Linked DNA regions of Homo sapiens: region 2 is linked to region 1. Evidence: read pairs that join two places in POLR2A ChIA-PET (ENCODE). Cell type or tissue: MCF 10A. All regions are shown on one strand.

Evidence for each region. Peaks named below come from ENCODE experiments on the same cell type or tissue, not always from the same donor. Only the 100,000 strongest peaks of a DNase experiment are listed, where the experiment ranks them.
Region 2: POLR2A ChIA-PET joins it to region 1 with 6 read pairs; 2 of 35 experiments call an interaction of 5 or more read pairs at or near these places.

The regions. Positions count from the first base shown.
Region 1 is chr11:73,493,468-73,495,967 of GRCh38, forward strand. The region is part of intron 1 of FAM168A (family with sequence similarity 168 member A); the gene reads right to left. Among named protein-coding and RNA genes, the nearest start is that of FAM168A, 100 kb to the right of the region's middle. RefSeq lists enhancers at 843-1,361, 1,362-1,879. In MCF 10A, no CTCF peak of the experiment used is centred here; a DNase peak (open chromatin) is centred at 984.
Region 2 is chr11:73,639,823-73,642,322 of GRCh38, forward strand. It overlaps the pseudogene LOC100419713. Among named protein-coding and RNA genes, the nearest start is that of PLEKHB1, 5.5 kb to the right of the region's middle. In MCF 10A, no CTCF peak of the experiment used is centred here; no DNase peak of the experiment used is centred here.

The DNA of each region.
Region 1 (2,500 bases):
AGTGGTGCAATCTCAGCTCACCGCAACCTCTGCCTCCTGGGCTCAAGTGATCCTCCCAAGGCCTCAGCCTCCTAAGTAGCTGGGTCTACCGACGTGTGCCACCATGCTAGGCTAATTTTTGTATTTGTTTTGTAGAGACAGGGTTTCACCATGTTGCCCAGGCGGTCTCAAACTCCTGGGCTCAAGCAATCCACCTGCTTCTGCCTCCCAAAGTACTGGGATTACAGGCATGAGCCACCATGCGCAGCCTTGTTTTATTTTTATTTAAGGAGGAACATAACTTATCCTGAAAACTGTCCCAGAGTTTAAAAAAAGACCAGGTTTGGGAATTCACACGGAGATGGAGAGAGGAAAGAACAACAGAACAGAGGTGAAGACAAGACCAAAGACTCAAACGCTGTCTCCTACATGAAGCTTCACAGACCCTTCCAACTAAAACTAATCACTATCCTCTATCCCAAAAATACATGGTGACAGTGCCATTCTAGAAACACTTCATGTTAGAAGATTTAGTTGTTTATGCAACTGCTTCCCTCCTGGACTATGAGCTCTGAAAGCAGAGTCTATTTTATTAACCTATGGAGTGCCCCACTGGCTAATAAAGAGCCAAGAACACCAAGACATGTACATTATGTACAGTATGGACATGTACATTATGTACAGTATGTACATATACATGTACATGTATGATTAACAGAATTGAACCAAAGAGTGTTAGAGCTTGGTAGGACCTCAAAGATCATTTAATTTAAGCCCTTCATTTTGCAACTGGGAAAACAAAGACTAAGTGACTCACTCAAAGTCACAGAGCAGGTCACAAATCCAGAACAGGACCTCAGGCCCCTAGAGTCCCAGCCAAAAGAGTGGCAGTGAGGCTGCTCTTCTACTCAAAGGACAAGAGATCTCCTGTGCTTATTGGTTAGTTCAAAGACACTGAGCCATTGCAGTGGGAGGTCTAAGGCTCTGAATCAGGAACTGTTACATTCCAAGCGGTTGACACTCTGAATACCAGGCCAAGTCCTTTGTCTCAGGACAGAAGGGCTCAGAAAAACCTGGCAGAACCACCCTTGTTTGATGCAGAGGCCCCAGAACATTTTAGGCTGCAGCCTTGGGCAAAGAGCCAGGAAGAGTTTTATTGTGATGAAGACGTAGAAAAATTGGGGAAAAAATGGAGGATGGGCACAATGAAGAGGTAGATTCCTAGCAGCACCAACGCCAGGAAAGCACTCTTGATGGAAAAGGAAGTACACTTTTAGAAGAAGTTAGGTCATGCCTGTAATCCAGCACTTTGGGAGGCCGAGGAGGGCGGATTACTTGAAGTCAGGAGTTCAAGACCAGCCTGGCCAACATGGCGAAACCCCATCTCTACTAAAAATACAAAAATTAGCCAGGTGTGGGGGCCCATGCCTGTAATCCCAGCTACTACTTGGGAGGCTGAGGCATGAGAATCACTTGAACCCAGGAGGCAGAGGCTGCAGCAGTGAGCCAAGATCATGCCAATGAACTCCAGCCTGGGTGATGGAGTGAGACTGTCTCAAAAAAAAAAGAAGAAAAAAAAGAAGCTAAAGGCTCAGAAAATGGAAGAGAGGGTAATTTCAGGACTCAGTAAAGACTCCCCAGGGAATTGCCTGTCTAATTTGAGGCTTAATGGTATAGACGTAAAAAAAAAAAAAAAATCAAACTGATCCCGTCTCTGCTGAAAATACAAAAAATTAGCCAGGCATGGTGGCAGGCACCTGTAGTCCCAGCTACTCGGGAGGCTGAGGCAGGAGAATGGCGTGAACCCAGGAGGCAGAGCTTGCAGTGAGCCGAGATCGTGCCACTGCACTCCAGCCTGGGCGACAGAGCGAGACTCCGTCTCAAAATTAAATAAATAAATAAATAAATAAAATCAAACTGAAGAGTGTGTGATGTCAAGAATAACCCAATCAAGAACAATGCAGTTTGAGCAACCAAGCCTCCTCAATCTCCATCACCACTCCATCACCACTGCTGGCCCACTCACCACCAATCTCCATTGAAATCACTGGGGTGCTCTTCCAGCCTCCTTGAGTGACATCTCCAGGCATGGGAGCGAATCAGATGGATAGGGGTACTATTTAAGACATAGAGTTTTACAACTAATACAATTTAAAAATGGATAAAGAACTTGAACAGGCATTTCTCCAAAGATATACAAATGACCAACAAGCGTATGAAGGTATGTTCAACATCATCAGTTATCAGAGAAACACAACTTAAAACTACACCAAGATACCACCTCACACCCATTAAGATGACTATTATCAAAAAAACAGAAAATAGCAAATGTTGATGAGGATGTAGAGAAATTGGAACCCTTATTTAAAATTTGGTGGTAATATAAAATGGTGTAGCCACTATGGAAAACAATACAGAGGTTCCTCAAAAAATTAAAAATATAATAACCATATGATCCAGCAATTTCACTTCTGCATATACATTCAAAAGAATTTAAAACAGGATCTCAAAGAGATATTTG
Region 2 (2,500 bases), 150 kb after region 1:
TGGACAAACCTAGAAGATGCTGCAGCAGAGTTCTTTTTTTTTTTTTTTTCTAATGAGACAGTCTCACTTACTCTGTTGCCCAGGCTGGAGTGCAATGGTGCGATCTCGGCTTGCTGCAACCTCTGCCTCCCAGGCTCAAGCAATTCTCCTACCTCAGCCTCCTGAGTAGTCTCCTGAGTAGCTGGGATTACAGGCATGCACCACCACGCCCAGCTAATTTTTGTATTTTTAGTAGAGACGAGGTTTCATCATGTTGGCCAGGCTGGTCTCAAACTCCTTACCTCAAGTGATCCACCTGCCTCAGCCTCCCAAAGTGCTAGGATTACAGGCATGAGCCACCACCCCTGGCCCACTGCAACAAAATTCTATGGAGAAGTATCTGACAATGTAAGACTAAGATTTACTCTCCTGGGGAATTAATGGGAGAGAGTTAATGTGTGTTGTGATACTACATGTGTTAATAGTAATCTTGGTTTGGGGCAGAATTTTTCTGTTTGTTTGTTTATTTATTTATTTTGAGACAAGATCTCTTTTGCTCAGGTTGGAGTACAGTGGCGCTCTCATAGCTCACTGCTCCCTTGAACTCCTGGGCTCAAGCAATCCTCCTGCCTTAGCCTTCCCAGTAGCTAGGACTATAGGTGCATACCACCATGCCTGGCCTAAAGATAAAAGATGTGATAGCTTCCCTTGGAGAAGAGAACATGGGTAATAACTTAGAATCTGCAGGTGAAGAGAGTATTTATGACCAGACAAGAGGAGCCAGGAAGAAATTAATGTTGAAAAGTCAAGTGTACATTTAAACATCCCAGATGGGAGAAAAATCAATTCTACATCAACATTGCTAAAGAAGAAAACAGAAAAGCCAAGACAGATCAGGTGAAAAATCTTCAGGCTGAGCAAACCTCGACTGAAAGTGCAGATCAAAATCTTCTGCAGAGAGGAAATGAAGTGACTGAACTTTGTCAAGACAAAGCAGTGTCGTCTCTTGAGAAATGATCTGTCTGGGAAGGTCATTATTGGAGCAAGAGGAAGAAAGTTCTGAAGCAAATGCCAAGATGAGCCTGTTATAAAGAGCTGAAGACCTTCAGAAAGCAAGTCAAAGACCTTGTAGCACAGTGCAACAGGATCATTTGTTCTTCTCAAAACCAAGTTATTTCCCTTGAACTAAAAGCTCATGATTGTTAGTTGAGAGTACAGGAGGCTGAAAGAAAGCTCCTCATCTCAAAACTAGAGATCACAAAGATGAGATAAAGAATAAAGAGGCTGGGCATGGTGGCTCACACCTGTAATCCCAGCACTTTGGGAGGCCGAGGTGGGTGGATCACCTGAGGTCAGGAGTTCAAGACCAGCCTGGCCAAAATGGCAAAACCCTGTCTCTATTGAAAATACAAAAATTAGCCAGGTGTGGTGGTGCGCACCTGCAGTCTCAGCTACTGAGGAGGCTGAGGCACGAGACTCACTTGAACCCAGGAGGCAGAGGTTGCAGTGAGCCGAGATCGCGCCGTTGCATTCCAGCCTGGGAAACAAAGCAAGACACTGTCTCAAAAAAACAAAAACCAAAGAATAAAGAAAACAGTGATTAAACTTGAGCTTCTAGAAGTCCTTATTCATCTGATGATCCAGATGGAGTATTGTTCAGGTAACATTTTCACCACCTCCCATCTCTAGACATGGGGTACCGTTTCCTCTAGACGGGAGGCTCTCAACACCCTCCCCTCAGATCTCCTTGTCTGCCAGGCCTTCCTCCTTCATTCCCAAACCTGGTGTTTCCAATTGATTCAAATTGGGAGTTAATGGAAGGAAGACATCCTCTTCTTCCCTGCATTAGTCAGGGCTCTCCGGAGCAACAGAAATAGTAGGAGATATATACATATACAAAGAGATTTATTTTAAGGGATTGGCTTATATGATTGAGGGGGCTGGCAAGTCTAAAATCTGCAGAGCAAGCTGGAAACTCTCAGGCTGGGGCTGAGGCTACAGTTCAATCCACAGGCAGAATTTCTTCCTTCTCAGGGAAACCTGTTTTGCTTGTTAGACCCTTCAACTGATTGGTGAGGCCCACCAATTATCAAAGATAATTTCCTTTACTTAACTTCAAATGATTGTATAGGTCAACCAAATCTACACAATATTTTTACAGCAACACCTAGATTAGTGTGTTAGATTGAGTAACTGGGGACTATAGCCTAGCCAGGTTGACACATAAAACTAACCATTACACTTCCTGGCTGGAGTGCAGTGGTGCATTCCATCTCCTGAGCTCAAGCGATCCTACCACCTCAGCCTCCTTCGTAGCTGGGACCACAGGTGCATACCACCACGCCCTAGCCTTAAAAAAAATTAGAAAAATATTTTATTAGTTTTAAAAACTTTTTACATCTCAACAACAAAAGCCAAATAACCCAATTAAAAAATGGACAAAAGATTAGAATAAACATTTCCCCAAAGAAGGTATACAAATGTCTAATAAGCACATGAAAAGATAACCAACATTGCCAGG